Linked DNA regions of Homo sapiens: region 2 is linked to region 1. Evidence: chromatin contacts called from ENCODE Hi-C or POLR2A ChIA-PET data. All regions are on one chromosome and are shown on one strand. Each heading gives the region's core, a stretch centred on a gene start or an enhancer-like site at or near the end of the contact. The rest is flanking DNA. Distances are from core to core; before and after follow the strand shown.

Region 1 (5,168 bases), core at 1,216-3,715:
CTCCTCTTACAATGAGAATCCTGTCTCTCATTATCTATGATATGTATACTTATTTATTCAACTCTTGTATACATGGAAAGTGGTTTCAGACTTGCTAATGCATTGCCACATGAGAAAAAATTATACTAACTGGAGTACAATGTTTGCCTACAGTTAATTTTTGCCCCTTTATCTTAGAATATCTACTCAAAATACTTTTTTTCCACAGTTACTTAGGTCAGTTCTTTCCCCCGACCCCTTACCTCTTTCAATGTGATTTTGCTATTTACTTGTAATCTAGTTTGGTTCATTTATTAGTGTTTATATTTCAGTTGGGGTTCACCCCACATCCTTGTTAATTTTAATTGTTTTGTGGGAGTATGTGAAACATTACTATGATTTTAAAAGTCAATGTTACAAAAAAGTGGTATATGCAGAGAGGTGCCACTCCCTCCTCCTCTTCCCTCCTACTCTATTTCAGTCTGTGTTTCTTTCACCTCTTCTTTACCGTCTCACCCATAGATCTTTTTCTTTGGTTTCTTGCATGAATTCCATGAATTCGTTTGCACACATAAGCACTTGCATGTTTATTATTATATCCCTTTCCTTTATATAGGAAAGGAATTTTGAATAATATATGAAATAAAGATGAGGAAACTATTCTTTATTTGGCTATCTACACACCATATATAAATTTAAAAGAAAAGATTTTTGTGATCTTTATAATAAAATACATTTGAATCATAGTGGATTGGTGTCTACAAACTACATGTTTGTTTTTATATTCATATTTACATTTCAAACTCAAAGAAGACAAGCATATTAATAGAAAGAAAAAATGGCAAAAACTGCAGACTTCAGTTATCAGGATTCAGTGACAGCTGGCTGCACTACAGCCTGGTTAATGGACATGTAAGACTTCTCCTCCCTGAAAGCCATAATAAAGACACTGTTATTTTAAGGAAAGTAATATGACATCATATTGCTGGAAAATAAGAAGACAATCAGCTGTAATCCAAGGAATACCTTTTGGGTATGAGCATGTGGAGATATGAGGGAAGCATATTTCAGTCTGAAGAAACAGCATGAGCTCAGGAAAGCAGGTGGAACGAGGTTTTGAGAAACAGCAAACTGCCTAGTGTGGTAGTGAAGGGATGCCCTACAGCCACGTTTCTACCAGGCAAATGTATCCCATCATGCAGCTGCTTAACTATCTTAAAAGTCTCCCCGTTAAGCTTAAATGTCCAACAATGTGTGAGAGAGCCCAAACCCTTGGCCCCTTTGTGCCTGTTCCTATCTCTTATCTCTGCTCTGCTCCAATTATTTCTATACCACAGTGATTTTCTTCCAGATCTTCTGATTTAGCACTATCTCTGTGGAGTTCCATGCACACTTCTTCCAATACCAAAAATATTGCCAAGTCATTCTTGGCAATTCCTGTCCCTCCTTTATAATTGTGGTTCTCCTAATGTGGCTTTCCAACCAGCCACATGTGCATCTGGGAATTGTTAGAAGCACAATTCTCCTACCTCAACCCAGACCTCCTGAATCAGAAACAAACTGTGTCAAGACATTCTGCAGGTGATTCTCACGCACACTAATGTTTCAGAACTACTGAAATGTGGTATTATATTTACCATTGAACTGTGAAGACTAATTTTTTTTCCTCGCTCTATCAGAAGGTTTGTATATTTGAAGCTGTTTGTCTTGTTACCCAAACCCATCTTAGAACTCTCAGCACAGTTCCTCATACTGTAAATGAATTTTGAATGAAAACTTGGGTCCATAAATGTTGGTTATAGCCAACTATTGAAGAACTAAAGGATAATAATAATAAATGATCACTTATTGAGCATTTACTATGCACCAGGCATAGTAAATACTATGATCACTTATTGAGCATTTACTATGCACCAGGCATAGTAAATACTAAAAACTTTATTGGTATAAAATTCATTTATTCCTCACTATAAAATGATAACACAATGAAGTAGTCAGGAATAGCTCATTTAGAAAATGAGCTAGGCTTACAGAGTTTACTTGGCTCAATTAAAATTATAGAGCTTCAGAACAGTAGAGACTACATTCAAACTAAATTCTGCCTGATGCTAATGGATTTGCCATTTCTCTAAACCCGCTTGTAATTCATGATTAATTTTAGAGTACTAAAATTTGAAAAGCTGCACATGGTTTGGCACATCAAATTTCTCCTAGTGAAGATAACTCTGTGGAATAAAATCCGTAGTGGAGTGTTGCTCTAAAACTTACTTTAATCATGTTGTATTCACTAGTGGCCTTCTCTTAAGTAATTCTGTTGATTTTAAGCACTTCCTCCAGAAAGAGCTTTTTGCCTGGGGAATAAAGTGCCTTAGTCTGGTAAACTTACCTAAAGAAATATCCAGCAAGCAAAATGAATTGACGGTTAAGGCTCACTATTAAAACTGAAATATCATACTCATGAGTCAGACTTTTCAGAGCATCAATCCTTTGAAGACTGGGAAGCAGACCAAAAACGGCCTCACCTGTCTGTGGACCTGGATCCCCTAAATAGAGAGCCCTCTTGAGGTGTTTTATTCTGCAGATCTCTAGACAAAGCCTGAGCCTGTGAATCAAAAGGCAGTGTATGCACTTTTGTGGAAATGTAGCATGCATCAGCACTTTATTTCTTTTGATGGTTTAATAATATTCTATTGTATGAATACAGTATACTTTGTTTATCCATTTATCAGTTAATGGACATTTGGGTTGTTTTCACTTTTTGAGGATTATGAATAATGCTGTTATAAGTATTCATGTCCAAGTTATTTTGTGAACATATGTTTTTAATTCTCTTGAGTGGAATTCTAGGAGTGGAATTGCTGAGTCATACGGAAACTCGATGTTTAACTTTTTGAGAAACTGCCAAATTGTTTTCCAAATTGGCTGCATTGTATTACATTCCCACTAGCACTATATGAGTGTTCCAATTTCTCTCCATCCTCGCCAACACTCATATTTGTCTTTTTGATTATAGCTATCCTAGTGGGTGTAAAGTGATATCTCATTATGTTTTGATTTGCATTTCCCTAATGACTATGATATTGAGTATCTTTTCATATGCTTATTGGCCATTTGTTTATTTTGTTTGGATAAATAAAATAAATGTCTATTTAAATCCTCTGTCCGTTTTTTCAGTTGGGCTGTTTATCTTCTTGTTGAGTTGTAAGAATTCTTTATTTATTCTGGATACAGGCTCATTATCACATACGTGAATTGCAAATATTCTTTCTTAGCCTATAGATTATTTTCATTTTCTTGATAATGTCCTTTTGTGTGTGTGTGAAGAGGGGAATTACATTTCTGATCTTCTGGGACTCTTTCAGTTTTATTTTATTCATTTATTTATTTATATATTTTTAAATTTATCTTTTATGGGTACATGGTAGGTGTATATATTTATGGGGTACATGAGATATTTGATACAAGCATACAATCAGTAATAATTACATCAGGTTTAATGGGGTAGACATCACCTCAAGGATTTATCCCTTCTTCATGTTACAAACAATCCACTTATACTCTGTTAGTTTTTTAAAATGTACAATAAATTGTTGTTAACTGTAGTTACCCTGTTGTGCTATCAAATACTAGATCTTATTCATTCTATATAACTATATTTTTGTACCCATTAACAATCTCTGCTTTCCCCCTACCCACCCACTATCTTTCCCAGCCTCTGGTAACCATTCTTCTACTCTCCTTCTCCATGAGTTCAATTGTTTTAATTTATTTGGCTCCTAGAAATAAGTAAGTGCAAGCTAAGTTTGTATTCCTGTGACTGGCTTATTTCACGTAACATAATGACCTCCAGTTCCATCCATGTCGTTGCAAATGATAGGGTCTCATTCTTTTTTTATGTCTGAATAGTACTCCATTGTGTATATGTACCACGTTTTCCTTATCCATTCACCTGTTGATGGACACTTGGTTGCTTCCAAATTTTGGCTAAATAGTGCTGCAATAAACATGGGAGTGCAAATATCTCTTCAATAATACTGATTTCTTTTCTTTTGAGTATATACCCAGCAGTGAGATTGCTGGATTATATGGTAGCTCTATTTTTAATGTTTTGAGGAACCCCTAAATTGTTCTCCATAGTGGTTGTACTAATTTACACTCCCGCTAACAGTATACGAGTGTTCTCTTTTCTTCACATCCTTGCCAGCATTTGTTACTGCCTGCATTTTGGGTAAAGGCCATTTTAACTGGGGTGAGATGAGACCTCATTGTAGCTTTGATTTGCATTTATCTGATAATCAATGATGCTGAACACTTTTTCATATGCCTGTTTGCTATTTGTTTGTCTTCTTTTGAGACATGTCTATTCAGAGCTTTTGCTTATTTTAAAATCAAATTATTAGATTTTTTCTTATTGAGTTGTTTGTGCTCCTTATTTATTCTGGTTATTAATCCCTTGTCAGGTGGATAGTTTGCAAATATTTTCTCCCATTCTGTGGGTTGTCTCTTCCCTTTGTTGATTGTTCCTTTTGCTGTGCAGAAGTTTATAAACTTGATATGATCCCATTTGTCCATTTTTGCTTTGGTTGCCTGTGCTGGTAGGGTATTACTCAAAAAAACTTCTCTCAGACCAATGTCTTCGAGAGCTTCTCCAGTGTTTTCTTGTAGTAGTTTTATAATTTTGGGTCTTATATTTAAGTCAAGCTTGTCCAACCCATGGCCCATGGGCCACACGCAGTGCAGGACAGCATTGAATGAGGCCCAACACAAATTTGTAAACTTTCCTAAAACATTATGAGATTTATTTATTTATTTATTTTTACTTCATTAGTTATTGTTAGCGTTAGTGTATTTTATGTGTGGCCCCAAACCTTTCTTTTTCTTCCATTATGGCCCAGGGAAGCCAAAAGATTACACACCCCTGATTTAAGTCTTTTATTCATTTTGATTTAATTTTTTTGTACGTGTGAGAGATAGGGATCTAGTTTAATTCTTCTGCATATGAATATCCAGCTTTCCAAGCACCATTAGTTGAAGAGACTGACCTTTCCCTAATGTATGTTCTTGGCACCTTTATAAAAAAAATGAGTTTACTGTAAATGTATAGATTTATTTCTGGGTTCTGTAGTCTGTTTCATTGGTCTATGTGTCGATTTTTATGCCAGTACCATGCTGTTTTGGTCACTATAGCT
Region 2 (4,797 bases), core at 782-3,281, 120 kb after region 1:
CCTGTGTTCTCCTGCACACACAGTCTTCCTGGGAGAACACCATTTGCTCACTCCCTCACACCAGCTCCCTGGGGACTTGCCTGACTACTCCCTTTCTCTCTTACTAAGTTTGTCCATTATGCCTTCTAATAGTTCTCCAATATTCCATCTCATATTCATTCTTCTATGATTAACCTTGCTTAAACTGTTGTCATAATTTCTGTGACTACAACATAAATCTTCCAAATGGATCCTATCCTCCAAGTCTCTTTGCTCTATCCCTGAGTTGTCCAATACACTAGCCAATGGCCATATGTTGCTACTGAGCACTTGAAATGTGACTGGTGTAACCAGTTATCTGAAGTTTTAGTAGTATTTAATTGCATTAAATCAAGAAAATATAGATACTGAATTCAGTTGTTAGAAAACTTAAGAATCTCTGGTTGAGCATGGTGGCTCATGCCTGTAATCCCAGCAGTTTGGGAAGCCGAGGCAGTTGGATTGCTTGAGCTCAGGAGTTTGAGACCAGCCTGGGCAACATAGTGAAACCCTGTCTCAATCAAAAACACAGAAAATTACCTGGGCATGGTGGCATGTGCCTGTGGTCACAGCTACTCGGGAGGCTGAGGTGGAAGGATGACTTGAGCCCAGGAGGTGGCAGTTGCAGTGAGCCAAGATCACACTGCCTCACTCCAGCATGGGCAACAGAGCCAGACTCTATCTCAAAACAGAAAAACAAAAAAACAAAAGAGAGAGAAAAAAACCCTTTCAGAATCTCTGAAAAACTCCGGCATGTGAATGTACTCTTCAACTTTAAATTTAATGAAATCTAAACACAGATCGAGTAATTGTGATGAGTTTAGCATCTGTAAATAAAAATATGCTTTATGTGTAAAATACATGCAAGGTTTCAAACACCAAGTACAAGAAGAGTAAGTGTAAACTATCATTAATAAATTTGTGTACTGATGACATTTTAAATGACAAAAGTTTGAATGTATTGTGTTAAATAAATTACATTATCACATTTATTTCACTTGTTTCTTGTGGCTATTAAAGAATTTTAAAATTGCCTTTGTGGATCACACAATATTTCTATTGTTTGTTTCAACCAATCCATGTTCCACCTCTCAATCCATTGGCTGTCTCTCGATCCATATTCCACCTGCTACCAGCAAGTGAAGTGCTCTGCTGACTCTTCACTTCCTCCTTCCTGACATCTGCCTGTGGAATAGAGCCTAGTGTTCCCTGAAGCCTGACTTCTCTGCCCTGCCCTGGGCACTGCAGGTGGAAGTTTCCACATCACAACTCGAAGGCTACTAGTGGAAACACTTCCTCTCCCAACACCACCCCCCGCATGGGGCACTCTACTTAGAGGGTTGCTTTTCTGTCCCCTTCTCTGCCTCAAAGTCCTTTCCTATTACTCCTTTAAGGCAAAATAAAACAAAAACACAAAGCTGGCCAAACTGTATTTGTCATTTTAGAACCAGCTCAAGGGTGTCATTTTCTCCAAAGTGCAGTTGGTGCCACTACCTCCTCCTTGACAGGTAGATCATTGCCCTGGGCTGTGTCCCACTGGGTCGCTTTCCAAAGTAAGTCATAGTAACACCTGCATGCTATCTTTCTCCCCTACCAGGGAGCTCACTATCTCAGAAACCCAGGAAGCTCCTTTCTAAGGAAATACTTGGATGAATAAATGAACTCAACAGCAATGCCAGTGTTACTAATTCACAAAGATAAACAAAAATCCTCCTGCAGGTTGGAATGCACAGTGGTTTGACCAGGCATTTTTTTCCCATATTTGGAAAACTGGCAAAAGCAAGGCTTTATGAGATACAGGATCAGAAAAAAATGAGAGCAGGTAATCTAAAAAGCGTGGTCAGGGCAGTACAGCTGTGGTTTTTGCAAAGTAGCAATTGCTGTCCATGGGTCAATTGTCTTATCTGCCTCTGCCACAACTACTGTCTTTTCTCTGTGTTCATGGCAATTCCCTGACTCTTTGGCCAATGCATTATCTTTAAAGATATTTAAACATATACAATCCAGCCTTGTTAGCCTGAGGTCCATTCTGCCTTTTCTGAGTAGTTTTTTATCAACCTACCACCTGAGTCACTAACCACTTACTATAAATTTACATCAATCACATTTCCTCCATTCCTGAGTTTATGTGGCCACGTGATAAACAGGCTCATACATTGGTGTGTCTCATCGCAATTTTTAATGTTTAAAAAAAGGGTGTAAATGCTTAAAATCATATTTTCTAAATAAGTGAAACAAATGTTAAGCTTTTAAAAAATTTCGATTTCTTACTTACAAAATTTATTTGTTCTTAATTGCTGAGAGTTTGAAATCTGTGCCTGTCTGAATCTTTCATTCACATGGACATAGACATTATCATCCAACATGAAGTGACAAGGCATTTGACAGAGTGAACATGGAGGAAGGCCACTCTTATCAGTGTGAAAGATAGTTGCATCCTATGAGGATAGAAGACACAGAAGATAAAATCTGAAATACAATAAATATGCACTTGTTTATATTTTTCTCTTCTATAATTACCATAGTGACCTCTTACCTGATAAAAATGTCAACAGAGATGGTAGAAGATGGGTCTCAGCTGTGCTCTCAACAGATTCAACATGCAGAAAACTAGTTTTCAGGGTCACAAAAGTTTAACTCATTTAATGAGCTTATTCTTACATGCCATTATTGAATTAAAAGCATGATTTAGTACTGCAGGGTGGAAAAAAGCAAACTGCATTGCTTTGACAGATAAATTCCTCTCTAGCTTCTTTTAGCAATTCCTAGCATTTGGAATCGCTTCCTATTTAATATTTTTTGTTGTCCTTTTTCATTTTTATTCTCAGTAGTCATTCTAAATGTCTTTTTAAACTCATAATGATTTAAACTCCTAGGAGGCTGTGTGAACTTTGACAAATGACTCAACCTTCCTGGATGTCAATTAAACACTACATATTTGCTGGGCTTTAACAATCTAAATAAGATTTTATTCTTCCTTTACAGATACCTTGACATCTCTTATTCTTCCACGTCTTCATAAATTGTATGTCTAACTTTCTCTGTTGGGATGTTTGCACCAATAACACAACAGTGGTTCTCTGACTTGAGTGTGCCTTAGAATGAGCTGGAAGTCTTGACACAACGCAGGCTGCTGGGCCCAGTCCTGAGGTTCTGACTCACTAGGTCTCGGGTGGGGCCTGAAAACTCGTGTTACTCACCAGCACCCAGGAGCTGCTGATGCTGCTGATGTGGCTACCACAGTTTCAGAACCACTGCAATACAGACATCTTCTCAAGGGTGCAGAACACAGAGCTTAAAAGATGTTTGCATGCTTTACAAACATATTAAGATCCAAATGTCCATAAAGAAAGATGTTCATCTCCTTACCTTTTAACTGATGTCCAGATCACCTATTCAGGTTATCTTTGGACTCGGAGATGAGGTGATACATGTGGAGAATTTTCAAACAGTAAAAGCAAGTGATATGCATGGAAGGGAACATGACCATCAGTAGCCAGTCATGACTAATTCTGAAATTTAATCTTTCAAGGCTCCCTCATTCCTCCTTTTGTCTTTGACTCTGCTCTTCTTACCTGCCGGGTGTAAAGGCAAACAGCACCTCTTTGAGCTCAGATGTGTTCTTTACTGGCTGGGAGGCCATGGGCACCTTACCTCAGTTCTCCCAGTGGAAGAACTCCCATAGAGACACTAGATGGTTTGTGAGGGAACCCCAGCTTTGATTTCATGACTCCTGCATTTGTATTTTTAAGTATAAATTACTGTCAAGTAAACTCTTCTTCACACAGAATGTGAAATTCATCTATCCTTCTGCCCACTCATGCATTTATTTATGTATTAATTTAAGAAATATTGATTGATGGCCAGGTATGGTGGCTCACACCTGTAATCCCAGCACTTTGGGAGGCTGGGGCAGGTGGATCAGTTGAGGTCAGGAGTTCGAGACCATCCTGGAAAACATGGTGAAACTCCATCTCTAGTAAAATTACAAAAATTGGCTGGGTGTGGTGGCACACATGCCTGTAATCCCAGCTACTCAGTAGGCTGAGGCAGGATAATTGTTTGAACCCAGGAGGCAGAGGCTGCAGTGAGCAGAGATCATACCACTGCACTTCAGCCTGGGTGACAGCAAGACTTTGTCTCAAAAAAAAAAAAAAAAAGAAAGAAAGAAAAATATTGAAATATTGATTGATTATCTGCTTACATGTAGAAAATATGTGCTTTGGAATTTTAAAATATTAAGAAGAAACTTCACCTTTAGCTTTATTAGACTTAATTGCGAGTATTTCTATTCTTTCTTTAATCTCTCAATTTTAATGATTTTGACATTTGAAGCTGGGATCATCTTACTGGATCTCTCATCATTCTGTCACCTTAAATTTAGCAATATGATTATCTTCTCCAATGACAGAACATTTCAAGTGGGAACTGAGCCATGGCAGAGCTACAGTGTGTTGGCATGGCCCCCTTCCTTTCACTATCATCACCATTGTCATCATTGTATGGTTTAATATCTCAACATACATAAAAGCAAATAACGGAGCTAGCATCCTGCCCATTTTACCCCTGAGATGTTCCAAAATTCTGTGTTTAAAAACCTGTAAAATGAATGATTCAACATCTGTGACAGTCCTTTTATCTGCTGGTTTAGAAAGCACAGTAGTACTTTCCTGTCTCTCTAAGAGTTAATTTGTGCAAGCTGCTGGTATCACTTTAATATATATTTTCTGTCCCAAACAAAACCACATGAAGATCCCGTTCTAAATTTTGCCAGGGACC

Evidence for each region. A loop is a pair of places that touch in the nucleus more often than their neighbours do. ChIA-PET counts read pairs that join two places held with the same protein, here RNA polymerase II (POLR2A). Pooled maps may share reads with other maps.
Region 2: a pooled map shows a loop between it and region 1 (2.3-fold over the local background). The contact joins two enhancer-like sites. A Hi-C loop is called at or near these places in 3 of 168 maps with a recorded cell type or tissue (Calu3, PC-3 and astrocyte of the cerebellum) and 2 of 50 pooled maps. POLR2A ChIA-PET finds 5 or more read pairs at or near these places in 1 of 52 experiments (GM12878).

Annotation. Positions count from the first base shown.
Region 1 is chr7:46,367,631-46,372,798 of GRCh38, forward strand. No RefSeq gene overlaps it. Among named protein-coding and RNA genes, the nearest start is that of IGFBP3, 450 kb to the left of the region's middle. Within about 2 kb of position 2,466, at least 2 of the 41 ENCODE cell types and tissues checked have a DNase peak (open chromatin) inside an H3K27ac peak, as active enhancers do; they include PC-3, where a contact is called at or near this core.
Region 2 is chr7:46,483,865-46,488,661 of GRCh38, forward strand. No RefSeq gene overlaps it. Among named protein-coding and RNA genes, the nearest start is that of IGFBP3, 560 kb to the left of the region's middle. Within about 2 kb of position 2,032, at least 3 of the 41 ENCODE cell types and tissues checked have a DNase peak (open chromatin) inside an H3K27ac peak, as active enhancers do; they include PC-3, where a contact is called at or near this core.